Regions from separate parts of the Homo sapiens genome. Here region 1 is linked to region 2. A link is a contact called in ENCODE Hi-C or POLR2A ChIA-PET data. All regions are on one chromosome and are shown on one strand. The core of a region is the stretch at or near the end of the contact, and the rest is flanking DNA. Distances in the headings are between cores, read along the strand shown.

Region 1 (6,497 bases), core at 1,585-4,084, 190 kb after region 2:
TTCATCCAAATTGGCAGGCCACTCCTGCCGCCCCCAGCTGCTCTGGGTTGGATTAGTGGTTGGTCCCTGGGAGGTGATCAAGCTCGCATTCATCCCTGTGGGACAGGCTTTCCTGCCTTGGTCCTTGTCTGCTTACTTACCTTACTCCTTACCATGGTTCCCGAAGTGCTGGTATCATCCTACAGCCCCATCCCTGGTTCCGTTGCGCTGCCGGACAGGGCGCCGGGACGTGGGGAGTGCCGGCTTCTATCCGGGTGAAGCTCCCCCGTGGTGCACCTTGGATGCTGGGTCTCCCCTGGCCCTGGGGCTCTAGTGCCGCAGGCAAAGGAGAAAGTAAATCTGTCGTCTCCAATCCCGGATGAACCCCCAGAAATGTTTCGGGATTGATAAGGAATCAGAGAGACTGATGGGGTTGAGGAGGATATTTATTATTTAGGAGCACCAGCCCAGTCGGATTAACATCCAAAGGACTGAGCCCTGAGCAAAGAGTTACCTTTTAAGTATTTTGTGGGGTGGTGGGAGATCTGTGCAGGGAGAAGCATATTACAGAAGTGAGAAACGAAGGTAGTTATTTAATTAATTGAGACATGCATTACATCATTTCTCACTTTTCAAAGAAAAACATGTTTTGCGACTTGAGTTTATCTGTCTAGTGACCTTGCAGCTGCACGGCTAGAGAAGCAGGGTCTTCACGATGCCTGGGAAAGGAGGAGAGATAAGGCTCACTAGCCACGGAAAAACAGGCAGTCAATTTTTAAAGGACTCCAGCTCTTTCTCTTTCTCAGGGGAACTGGGTTTTCTTACATACAACTGAGTTTCTGCTTACACATTCTTTAATTTCTTTTAATTCCTGTTCCAACGCAATCCCAGCTCACTGCAGCCTGGACCTCCTGGGCTCAAGCGATCCTCCCACCTCAGCCTCCCGAGTGGCTGGAACTACAGGTGCGCACCATGCCCAGCTTGTTGTTATTATTATTATTATTATTATTTATTATTATTATTATTTTTGAGATGGAGTTTTGCTCTTGTTGCCCAGGGTGGAGTGCAATGTCATGATCTCGGCTCACTGCAACCTCTGCCTCCCGGGTTCAAGCTATTCTCCTGCCTCAGCCTCCTGAGTAGCTGGGATTCCAGGCATGTGCTACCATGCCTGGCTTATTTTGTATGTTTAGTAGAGACGGGGTTTCTCCATACTGGTCAAGCGGGGCTTGAACTCCTGACTTCAAGTGATCCGCCCACCTCAGCCTCCCAAAGTGCTAGGGTTAAAGGCATGAGCCACTGCGTCTGGCCTAATTTTTATATATATTTTTTTGTAGAGACAGGGCTTTGCCATGTTGCCCAGGCTGGTAACTTCCATATGTTTTTTATAGGCAATTTTTTTTATTTTATACTTTTTATTTAATTTTTTTGAATTTAACCTCAGAATGTGATTATAGACAAAATTCAAAACATAATAATTGAGTTTAATTTTTGTAATGTGGGTCTATTACTGAGAAGAGTGGATGCCATTTTGCTTCATTGGGGTTCAAAGTTAGTGTTCCCTGTCATTGAAATCAATTGCAAATGTGCATCTGTGAATGCTGGTTACATCCAGGAGAGCAAATGAAGTATACCATTGACACCACTGATAGAGTCAATAGATTCACCACTGATAATGGATTCAGATATTTCCCACAGAGTTCTTGCTGTTGAATAATGCAGTGAAGTCAGGCACAGTGGCTCACGCCTGTAATCCTAGCACTTTGAGGCTGAGGTTGGCGGATCACCTCAGGTCAGGGGTTCGAGACCAGCCTGGCGAACACGGCGAAACCTCATCTTTACTAAAAATACAAAAATTAATCTGGGTGCAGTGGCTCATGCTGGGCATGGTGGCACAGCTTGTAATCCCAGCTATTCTGGAGGCTGAGGTAGGAGAATCACTGGAACCTGGAAGGCAGAGGTTGCAGTGAGCTGAGATCGTGTCATTGCACTCCAGCCTGGGTGACAGAGTGAGACTCCGTCTCAATAATAATAATGATAATAATAATAATAATAATAATGATGATGGAGTGAAAACCATACACTTTAAGCACTTTATGTTTTCATAAGCTTCGTACATTTGTCCACCTAAGCTTTTTCCTGCCCCACACATGCTTTTACCGCCGCCAGTTTTAACACATATTTACACTTCCTTTTTTGCTGCATTAGTGTCTCATCTTTGGGAATATTCTTGCTGCAGTTGTTTTTTTTTTTTTTTGAGACAGGGTTTCACTGTCACCTAGGTTGGAGTAAAGTGGCGCAATAACGACTCACCACAACCTGAAATTGCCGGGCTCAGGAGATCCTCCCACCTCAGCCTCCCAAGGAGCTGGGACTATAGGCGTGGGCCACCCTGCCCAGCTAAGGGAGGGTGAATGGCTGAGCTTGCCTGAAGACCCTCCCGTGGGTGTGGCAGAGCCTGTGGTCTGAGGGAGGGGTCTAGCTGCAGGGCAGCGCACAGCTTCACAGTGGCCCAGGGAACCAGGGCAGGCAGGCCGTGAGGCCCAGTGGTCATCTGGGCCAGGCCTTGATGCTGAGGCCATGGAACAGGTGAGGCTCTAAGAAGGGCCCAGAGTGACCATGGGCTGGAGGCTATGTCCACAGACCCAGTGCAGGAGAGGGTGTCCTGGGCAGTGATGTCAGCCAGGCTCCCTAGCAGGACTGGGGGTGTCGGGGCAGCTCTTTCCCAGGTGGCAGACACTGGCTTCCCCTCTTGCTCTCACAACTGTCCTGTGACCTGGTGTCTGAGCTGTGGTGAGGCCTCCCTGGTGACACAGAGGAGCACGGAGCATGTGGGTGGGGGTGTGTGCACCTGCCCTGACTTCCTGGTCCTGTGGTCAAGGATGGGGGAAGGTAGATCTGCCTGTAGCTCCACCCTATTTGTAAAGCACTGTGGTGCCTTCTGCTGGGGCATGTGCTGAGTGGTGCCTCGCAGGCACTGCCCTCGGGAAGTTCACAGGCTTGTGTAGAAGCTGATGGGAATGTGCCAAGAACAGAGGTGTCAGGAGCCAGGTATTGGGCAGGTCCTAGGTCTCTGAGCCTCAGTCTCCTTATCTGTAGGAGGGTGGTAACCCTGCCCTGCTCAGCTTACCAGGTGCAGCTGTGAGTTTTCAGTGCAGAGGAAAAGCAGAGACCTTCCCCTCAGATGGCCATACCCCCTTGTCGCTATACCCAACACTCTAATGCTCCCCTAGGGAGTGTCCTGGGCTCCTCCTTTGTAGCTCTCAGGTGTCACATGTGGGTCTTGCCCTACCATCCCCTCTCCCTTTCTAGAAATGAGGACTGCTGAGCTTGGAGCCGCCCCACTCCCTGCTCTCAAGCCGTCTGCTCCTGGGTTAGCCTGTGGCTGGCCTGGCCTGATTCTACACCGACGTGGGTGTTTCTCCACTGCTGGGGCAGCGGTCGGCCATCCTGGGGCCTGGGTCAGCTCTCAGCTGTGGCTGTTGTGCCTGTGCTTCCCCAGGTCCTGGTGGTCACTCCAACCCCGCCCTCAGATATCCCAAGAGCAGGCTGACTGTCTTCCCCATTCCCACCTTTCCAGTAGCTGCTGCAAGAAGGGACAGACGTTGCTGCAGAGAACTTGCCACGGTGTTTCATGTTGTGGCCGGTGGTGCCAGACTGCACGCTCCATTCTAGGGAAGGGTGAGTCTTCCCGATCATCAGTCTTAACAGGGGACTGTCCTGTGGGTACCTGGGTAGGCTGCAGGAGTGGGGTTAGAGTAGTGCCTACTGCCTGTTGAGAGTGTGTGAGTTCCTTAAGAGCATGCATGCTGGGCCAGGCATGGTGGCTCATGCCTGTAATCCCAGCACTGTGGGAGACTGAGGCGGGCGGATCATGAGGTCAGGAGTTCAAGACCAGCCTGACCAACATGGTGAAACCCTGTCTCTACTAAAAATACAAAAATTAGCTGGGAGTGGTGGTGCGCACCTGTAATCCCAGCTACTCAGGAGGCTGAGGCAGGAGAATCACTGGAACCCAGGAGGCAGAGTTTGCAGTGAGCCGAGATCGTGCCACTGCACTCTAGCCTCTGTCTCAAAAAAAAAGAAAAAACAAGGCGTGCATGCTGTAGTCTGTGTGTATGTCTGTTTTTGTTCTCCTCCTTAACACTAGTCAGTCTTGTGTAACCAGGCTGGCCCTGCTTCCTGCTTAGAAGCTATTGGTGTATCATCTGGAGCTGCAAATAGGGTGATAGGGCGTCAGTAGCCTTCCCACACTCAAGAGCTTCCTGACACCCAGCCCCTCATCTCCAGCCAGCCTCTGGCTACCCCAGGAATCTTGGGGCTCAGGCCTAACACTCCAGCATAGAGGGCTTTGCCCTTCTGGTGTACTCTCGCTTGGAGGCATCTTGGAACAGGGGTACAACAGAGCTCTGGAAGTGCTGTCTGTTGCATCGATACCCCACTGCCACTTTCGTCCACCTTCCTGGGGCAGAATCCTGGGATGGGTCTTTATTTAAGACAAAAGGGAGAGAGAAGGCATAGAGGCTAGGCATGGTGGCTCACTCCTGTAATCCCAGGACTTTGGGAGGCCGAGGCTGGTGGATCACTTGAGGTCACGGGTTTGAGACCAGCCTGGCCAACACGGTGAAACCGTCTCTACTAAAAATACAAAAAAAATTAACTGGGTGGCAGTGTGCACCTGTAATCCCAACTACTTGAGAGGCTGAGGCAGAAGAATCACCTGAACCCAGGAGTCGGAGGTTGCAGTGAGCCGAGATCACGCCACTGCACTCCAGCCTCCAGCCTGGGCAACAGAGGGAGCTCCGTCTCAAAAAAAAAAAAAAAAAAGAGAGAGACAGAGAAGAAAAAAAGAAAGAGAGAGAGAAGAAAAAAAGAATGCATAGAGGCCATCTGTGTGACCCTGGGCAAGTCATTTTCCCTGCTTCACTCCTTGGGACTCAGCCTGTGAACGGGGACAGTGCTTCTTCCTTACAGCGCTGTTGTGAGAATTTTCATTGAAAATGCACCTGTGGTGGTTGTAAGGAGTGACTGGTTCCCCCAATCCTGACCCCTCCTGCAGAATGGGGCCTGGGCCCAGGGACAGGGCATGGGCTGGCAGAGGGTGCCCGTCCTAGAGAGGAGCCTTCTTGGTGGACGTGGAGACCTGGCTAAGTCAGAGTCCGGATCAAAGTTTGAGGGTGCATCTGACACCCTGCAGCCACGAGTCTGCAGCTGGGTCAATCGGCCTTTCTGAGCTTCAGTTCCTTATCAGTAAACCCTGGGCAGTGGTGCCCAGCGTCTTTCACAGGACACTGTGTGAGTGCAGATGGAGACCCGCTGAGCACTCCGCTGGGGAGCAATTCATGGGGAGCACCCCTCCAGAGAGGGATGGCTCGCACAGGCCCTCAGCCCAGCCCCTTGCAGGCTGGACCTTGGAGAGTGAGGCCCTGAGGCAAGACATGGGCACCTGGCTCCTGGCCTGCACCTGCGTCTGCACCTGTGTCTGCTCGGGAGTCTCTGTCTCGGGGGATGGACGAGGTGAGGGCTGGGCACTAGTGTCTGTATGAGGTGTGTGGAGAACTAGGGCATGTTTGGGGGACTGGTTTGTCCGATGTTGAGACCCTAGGGAAAGGTTTGGCCCAAACTGTGCTGGGGCATGTCCTCTAGGGTTCAGCCTGGACCTCAGTCTCTATTCTTGCTTCCTTTACCTCCCTATCTTCAGTCCCTGGACAGACCTTAGTCTCCCTTCCTTCACCCTCTTGACGCCTCTCTGGGTCTGACTTGCCTGTGTACCACGGGTCAGAGCCCATCACTTCCCAGGCCTCTCAGTGCTTTCTTGGACAGATTCTGGGATCATTCACTGGTGACTGCCCTGCTAGGGTGTCAGCTGTCAGATCCCCCCGCAACCCCCCAACTCAGCTCTGCCCTCGAGCACTCACTGTGGGCTCCCGACCGTCACTGTCTCCAGGGCCAAGGGCTGGAACCTCCACCTGCCTCACCAACAACATTCTCAGGATCGATTGCCACTGGTCTGCCCCAGAGCTGGGACAGGGCTCCAGCCCCGGGCTCCTCTTCACCAGGTGACCTTGGAGGGCCATGCCCACCTGGACAGGGATGAGGGTGAGGTCCCCAGGATGGCAGCAGATATGCCAGGATAGTGTAGCAGCCCCGTGGTGCTGACACATGCCCTTTCCAGCAACCAGGCTCCTGGTGGCACACGTAAGTGCACCTTGCGAGGCAGTGAGTGCACCGTCGTGCTGCCGCCCGAGGCAGTGCTCCTGCCGTCCGACAGTTGCATCATCACTTTCCAAATGCGTGTCTGGGAGGGAGCAGGTCAGCCTGGTGGACCCGGAGTACCTGCCCTGGAGACACGGTGAGCAGCGGCTATAGGCCTGGGGCAGGGCCCTTTGGCAAGAACATCCTGGCTGCCTGGGGGCTGGGAGCAGGGCCCTGCAGCCTGTGACCCCTGAGGCCCAGTGAGTGTTCTCAGTCCCAGCCAAGTGAGATCCAGGGCTGGGGGCAGGCTTGGCCCCTGGGAG
Region 2 (7,139 bases), core at 4,335-6,834:
GCAGCCTCCCGGCCCGCACCCGACTCGGGAAGGCGGAGGAGCTAGGGGGCAGCACGGCGGGGTCCTCCAGGGGCCGAGGGACTGGGGAACCTGGGGGCCGGGGTCCCAGAGCGAAGGGGCGGCCTGCGGCGCCCCTGCGGCGTGCACGCGCGAGTACGAGGCCGCGCTCACTCACCTGCCGCCGCGGCCTCTCACCCGACCGCGCCGCTGGCCCCGCCCCCTGGCGTCACTTCCGACCAGCCGGGCGGGCGGGGGCGGAAATGCGCAGGCTCCGACCCCGCCCCACCGCCATGCTTCGGTTGCTCGGCAACGGGGATCTTGGGCGCTGCCTCCGCCGGGAACCTGGCGGTGTCCTGTTTGTCGCTGTCGCAATGGATGCTGAACGTCCTCGCCCCTCTTCGTTCCCGTCCCCCCTCCGTCCTCGCTCCTCTCCGTCCTCTTTCCCCTCCTTCTCTGCGTCCTCGCTCCCCTCCTCCTCCTCTCCCGACCTTGTCCTCTTCCCGCCTTCTTTCTTGACGTCGACCCCCGATCTGCGTCCTCGCCCCCGCTTCCGGGTGCTCTCCCCAGTGTTTCTCCTCTTTGACCACGAGGAGAATTGCTGGCACTGAGGATGCGAATTTTCGGCCTTGAAATACGGTGCCAGGGCCGGGGGCGGTGGCTCACGCCTGTAATTCCAGCACTTTGGGAGGCCGAGGCGGGCGGATTACAAGGTCAGGAGATCGAGACCATCCTGGCTAACACTGTGAAACCCCGTCTCTACTAAAAATACAAAAAATTAGCCAGGCGTGGTGGCGGGCGCCTGTAGTCCCAGCTACTCAGGAGGCTGAGGCAGGAGAATGGCGTGAACCCAGGAGGCGGAGGTTGCAGTGAGCTTAGACTGCGCCACTGCACTCCAGCCTGGGCGACAGAGCCAGACCGTGTCTCAAAAAAAAAAAAAAAAAAAAAAAAAAAAAAGGCTAGGGGCTCATGCCTGTAATCCCAGCACTTTGGGAGGCCGAGGCAGGTGGATCACCTGAGGTCGGGAGTTCAAGACCAGCCTGACCAACATGTATAAACCCAGTCTCTACTAAAAATCCAAAATTAGCTGGACTTGGTGGCGCGTGCTTGTAATCATAGCTACTCGGGAGGCTGAGGCAGGAGAGTTGCTTCAACCTGGGAGGCAAGAGTTTGCGGTGAACTGAGATCTTGCCATTGCACTCCAGCCTGGGCAACTAGAGTGAAACTCCGTCTCAAAAAAAAAAAAAAAAGGATGGGGTCTCCCTCTGTCCCTCAGGCTCAAGTGCAGTGGCGGGATCACAGCTTACTGCAACCTCTGCTTCCCAGGCACAAGTGATCTTCTCACCTCAGCCTCCGGAGTAGCTAGGACTACAGCTGTAAGCCACCATGCCCAGCTAATTTTTTTCCTTTCTTGTAGACATGGGGTTTTGCCATATTAACCAGGCTGGTCTTGAACTCCTGGACTCAAGTGATCTCCTGCTTTGGCCTCCCAAAGTGCTGGGATTTCAAGCATGGGCCACTGTGCCTGGCAGTTGTCTGATTTCTAGTAACTGTGGCAGTTTGGTAGGTGCGTAATTCAGATGATTTAATTGCTTTGTTCAAATGGCCAATTGGAAGCAAAGTCATGCCTTAAAACATTATTTAAAACTTGTCAGCCGGGCACAGTGGCTCATGCCTATAATCCCAGCACTTTGGGAGGCCGAGGTGGGTGGATCTCAAGGTCAGGAAATCTAGACCATCCTGGCTAACACTGTGAAACCCCGTCTCTATTAAAAATACAAGAAAATTAGCCAGGCGTGGTGACGGGCGCCTATAGTCCCAGCTACTTGGGAGGCTGAGGCAGGAGAATGGTGTGAACCTCGGAGGCGGAGCTTGCAGTGAGCTGAGATCGCGCCACTGCACTCCAGCCTGGGCGACAGAGTGAGACTCTGTCTCAAAATAAATGAAAACAAAACTTGTCTAACCGTGTCTGGACTTTTGATGCTTCTAGCCCATGAACAGTCTTTGTTGTATTCTTAGAGTAAGTCTTTTTTCCCCCTTCCAGGGCAGCAATCATATTAAATTATCATTTGTGAAATGATTTTTTAAAATTTAAATTTTATTTTTTAATTAATTAATTTTTTTGAGGTGGAGTGTCAAAATAGACCACTCCCGGCCTGTTTTTTTTTTGAGATGGAGTCTCCCTTTATCGCCCAGGCTGGAGTGCCGCGGCACAATCTTGGCTCACTGCAACCTCCGCTTCCTGGGTTCAAGTGATTCTCCTGCCTCAGCCTCCTGAGTAGCTGGAACTACAGGCGTGTGCCACCACACCAGGCTAGTTTTTTTGTATTTTTAGTAGAGACAGGATTTCACCATGTTGGCCAGGCTGGTCTTGAACTCCTGACCTTGTGATCCACCCACCTCGGCCTCCCAAAGTGTTGGGATTACAGGCGTGAGCCACTGTGATCGGCCTTTTTTTTGGCCGGGGGGAGAGGGAGTTTTGCTTTTGTTGCCCAGGCTGGAGTGCAATGATGCATTCTCGGCTCACCGCAACCTCTGCCTCCCAGGTTCAAGCAATTCTCCTCCCTCAGCCTCTCGAGTAGCTGGGATTACAGGCATGCGTCATCACGCCTGGCTAATTTTGTATTTTTAGTAGAGATGGGGTTTCTCCATGTTGGTCAGTCTGGCCTCAAACTCCTGACCTCAGGTGATCGCCTGCCTCGGCCTCCCAAAGTGCTGGGATTACAGGCATGAGCCACTGCCCCCAGCCTGGCATGTTTTTTAAGTTTTAATTTCATTTTTGAGACAGGGTCTCATTCTTTTTTTTTTTTTTTGGCCTCCCAAAGTGCTGGGATCACAGGTGTGAGCCACCGTGCCTGGCCAAGACAGGGTCTCGTTCTTTTGCCCAGGCTGCCATGCAGTGGTGTGATCACAGCTTACTGCAACCTCAACCACCCAGGCTCAATCCATCCTCCAACCTCAGCTTCGAGTGGCTGGGACTAGAGGCACATGCCACCACACCCGGCCTATATTTATTTATTTATTTTTATGTTTGTTAATTCTTGTATTCAACCAACAGTGAGTGTTGTGTGACCCTGTTTTAGGTGCTGGGGATACAGAATGAAGCACAATCATTAGCTGTAGACAACGTAGCCTAATGGAGCTGGATCCACCACTGGCAACCTTAAAGTTACCTCCCTTGGTCCTTAAGATGAAATGCAACTTCAAACTCTGCCATGCTTAGCATCTTGTTTCAAAACAAATAATGGTCCACCTAGTTTGCTGCTGGTAGCCCTGTGGCTCTATTAATATTAACCATCTATTGATGAAGTTAACTTTCATAAAGGATTCTACGAAAGTTCAGAGGCATGAAGTATGTAAGGACAAACAAGTACTGGTCCGCAACAAAAATAGCATCGGTATTCTGCTTTCAGAAAAGCCAAGAAAACCAAGAAAAAATTCATTCTGAGTATATACAGAACTGCTGGACAGAGGTCATCCTATACGTGTGGTACACGTACAAATATGACATAAGAAGAAGTATGAATTATTGCAGTCATTATTAAACAACGAAGTATGCCAAATTAGTCATCAGGTTTCAAAGAATCATAGCCTTCTTTCCATAGGTCCCGCCACGTTTTAAGGAAACGTGCCTTTTCTGTACATTTGAAGGCAAGTTCTTCCACTTGAGCTGATACTGCAGATGTGGCTTCAAGAAGTTTGGTTAATGAAAAGGCTGCGTCTCCGATCTGCAGCCCCACTTCCTCCAGCGGGTCCACCGTTCGGCCGCTGCTCCTGCTCGGAACTGGCCAGCCCAAACTCACTGGGCTGCCAGGGTAAGATGCTGCAGAGGCGTCTGAAGAGGAGGGAGAAGGAGGCGGCGGGGGCGGCGAAGAAACCTGCAACTTCTCAGGGTCGGCCATGGGGAAGGGCTGGCACCGCGGAATCCGACCCGAGCAGCCCAACGGACACCCTATTTATTTATTTTAAATAGAGAGCAGGGGCCTGGCGTTCTGGCTCACAGCTGTAATCCGAGGACTTTGGGAGGCTGAGGTGGGCGGATCACCTGAGGTTAGGAGTTTAAGACCAGCCTGGCCAACATGGCGGAACCCCGTCTCTGCAAAAGTACAAAAAAAAAGTTAGTCGGGAATGATGGCGGGTGCCTGTAATCCCAGCTACTGGGGAGACTGAGACAAGAGAATCGCTTGAACCCAGGAGTCAGAGGATGCAGGAAGCCGAGATCGCGCCACTGCACTCCAGGCTGGGCGACAGAGGGAGACTCCGTCTCAAAAATAAATAAAATACGGCAGGGCGCGGTGGCTCACGCCTGTAATCTCAGCACTTTGGGAGGCCGAGGCAGGCAGATCACAAGGTCAGAAGTTCAAGACCAGCCTGGCCAATACGGTACAACACCGTGTCTACCGAAAATACAAAAATCAGCTGGGCATGGTGGCTGGCTACTTGAGGTCAAGACTTTGAGACCAGCCTGGCCAGCATGGTGAAACCCCGTCTCTACTTAACATTCAAAAATTAGCCGGAGGGGGTGGCGGGCGCCTGAAATTCCAGCTACTGGGGAGACTGAGGCAGGAGAATCGCTTCAACCCGGGAGGCGGAGCTTACAGTGAGCCGAGATCGCGCCACAGCATTCCAGCCTGGGTGACAGAGCAAGACTCCGTCTCAAAAAAAAAATAAACAAATAAAAAATAAAGACCGGGCGTGGTGGCTCATGCCTGTAATCCCAGCACTTTGGGAGGTTGAGGCAGGAGAATCGCTTGAACCCAGGAGGCGGAGGTTGCGGAGAGCCAAGATCGCGCCATTGCACTCTAGCCTGGGCGAAACTCCGTCTCAAAAATAAATAAATAAATAATAGAGGTTTAATATAATAGAAGTATATGCCAGACTATGCACACATAAGTGCATGCTATAATTCTATTATCACATAAAATAACTGCTTACATATGCCTTTTCTTTAGTCCCTGGGACAGTAGACCATGAGCTCACAAAAGGACGACCACGAGGTTGTAATCATAGAACCTAATATTAATGCCATGACTGATGGCCAAACGTGGTGGTTCACACCAGTAATCCCAATACTTTGCCGGGCTGAGGCGGGAGGATAAGGAGCCGGGGAGGTCGAGGCTGCAGTGAGCGGTAATCGCGCCACTGCATTCCAGCCTGGGCGACGGAGCAAGACCCTCGCTCTAAATAAATAAATAAATAAATAAATAAAATTCCATGCTTTATTTAACTTTCACAAAAATCATATGAGGGGCACCTTTAGAACCCTCATTTCACAGATTTAAAAAAACGAGCGTCGGGGAGCTAAATAATATGCTCACGGTTTCATGGCTAGCTTAGAAAAAGCACGGATTCATCTTGTTTTTGATTGACTGTATTTCATTTTATTGTAGTTTACCCTCCGTAGAGACTCGTTTGAGGTCCTGGGGGTCTAGAGTAAAATCAGGGTTGGGATTTTGGTTCCGCCGTTGGACAACTTGCGACCACTCAGAGCCTCAGCCTCCCTAAGCACCCACCCCAGAAACTACATTTCCCAGCAGGGCGTGCGCCGGCGCCGTCGTACTTCCTCCCGGCGTCCCCCGCGGCGGGAAAGAGCCGAGTGGGCTCGAGGCCGACGCGACCATCGTTTGTCGACGCCGCTGCCACCGCCTGCCTGAGAGAAGTCGTCGCGGCCGACCCCGTCGCCTCCGCCGGCTACCATGTCCGCCCAGGCGCAGATGCGGGCCCTGCTGGACCAGCTCATGGGCACGGCTCGGGACGGTGAGTCAGAGCGGCCAACCAGGCGAGGGTCTGGGGTGGGAGTGAGGCGAGGCCGCCGGGCGGCCTGAGGCGGGGGCCGCGATCGTCTGCGCCTGCGCCTGCGCGGGGCATCGCTCCTCCTCCCCCGCGCTCCGACCGCAGGCGCCGGGCCTTTGTCTAAGCCGGTGCGTCTCTGAGGCGGCCGTGGGTCCAGGTCGGGCTCCTCTCTCGGAGTCTGCGCCATGGATGGGGCTTCAGCCTCCTTCCTATGTACCGTCCTGCTACTTCCTCCCCGGCGGGCGCCGCGGCTCCGTGCCCCTCCGCGAACTGTGGAGTCGGCGGAGGGCTGGAATCAGCGTGGGCTCCAGGTCGCTGGCAGCCGGGTGGCAGAACTCTTCCGAGGCTCCTTGGGAAGAAGCTACACCCGAGGGAGCCGGATGGGCCTCGAAAACCTGGCCCGCTCTGGTTCTGTACCATTGCAAGGGGAACCGTAAACTGAGCTTTTCTAACGTGGGTTTCTGCCAAGTACTTTTCCAGCTGCCCCCTTCCCCCCAGCACACAGGAGAGCCTCTGTGTAGCCAGCGCTTGACAGTCGTTAGGTAGGTTGTACTGTGTAGGGAGGAGCTCAAGATCATGATGGTTGTCACAGGAGAAAGCGGTTGCATCTTTGCAAAACTATATACCTGCTGTGGTTTGTGTTTTCTTTTCTGCTGAGTAATGAAGTTGTAAGTTCACACTGGCACATTCTCAGGGCTGTGCAGATTATTTGCACTTTATTTCATAGGTGAATAAGTGCTTTTTAGCTTTCTTTGTATATTGAGTTGCTTTTGAATTGCTTCCCATATTTTTATTTCATACAAACTGAACAATTGTGGCCCCTCTATTTTATTTATAAAGGTTCAGTGTATCTTTGCCTGCCTACATCAATCTGCAAGGGAGTTGCAGAAAGCCTCATGTTCATCGAGCCGTGAGTCACAACCAATTTCTAAGCTGTTATAACAAAAAAGTGTTTGCTTTTTTTCACAAGTAACTTTAAAAGTGTAGTTTAGAAAGAAAACATTTTCAATAAAAAGACACTACATTAATCCTGGATGCTTGCAAATCCTAAAATATATTCCTCCTCTAGCGTTGCACAGCTCTGTGTTGTATACACAGACTAGCTTTAAAATTTGTCACATACCACTTTACCTTTACTTTTATGTATCATTCCCCCGACTTCCTTACTGCAGGTGTGGGCAAGAAAACTTTTCCTTTAACACTTTTCAACAGCGGGCATAAAATTCTGCAGCTGAGGTCTTGAAGAATGCAGATGGGTACAGTATGTGTTGGAGCTCACAGTGTGTATTGACTAACCTAGTTCCTTTTTTGCTTTTTTTGGTATTGTCTTGTTAAAAGTGACTCCCAGG

The links. Hi-C counts contacts between places; a loop is a spot of excess contacts on that map. ChIA-PET counts read pairs that join two places held with the same protein, here RNA polymerase II (POLR2A). Pooled maps may share reads with other maps.
Region 1: a loop to region 2 is called in a pooled map, with 2.4 times the contacts of the local background. The contact joins the enhancer-like site here to the promoter of LUC7L in region 2. A Hi-C loop is called at or near these places in 1 of 50 pooled maps. POLR2A ChIA-PET finds 5 or more read pairs at or near these places in 2 of 52 experiments (activated B cell and activated T-cell).

The regions. Positions count from the first base shown.
Region 1 is chr16:35,373-41,869 of GRCh38, reverse strand. It overlaps the pseudogene IL9RP3. Among named protein-coding and RNA genes, the nearest start is that of POLR3K, 15 kb to the left of the region's middle. RefSeq lists enhancers at 2,136-2,682, 2,683-3,230, 6,321-6,400. Within about 2 kb of position 2,834, at least 7 of the 41 ENCODE cell types and tissues checked have a DNase peak (open chromatin) inside an H3K27ac peak, as active enhancers do.
Region 2 is chr16:227,894-235,032 of GRCh38, reverse strand. LUC7L (LUC7 like) reads left to right here and starts at 5,584. Exons shown (of 10, transcript NM_201412.3): 1 at 5,584-5,754. The coding sequence starts at 5,694. FAM234A (family with sequence similarity 234 member A) reads right to left here and starts at 212. Exons shown (of 13, transcript NM_032039.4): 1 at 176-212. It also overlaps the pseudogene C4orf46P1. RefSeq lists silencers at 1-389, 470-519, 5,741-5,970 and enhancers at 252-795, 5,212-5,908.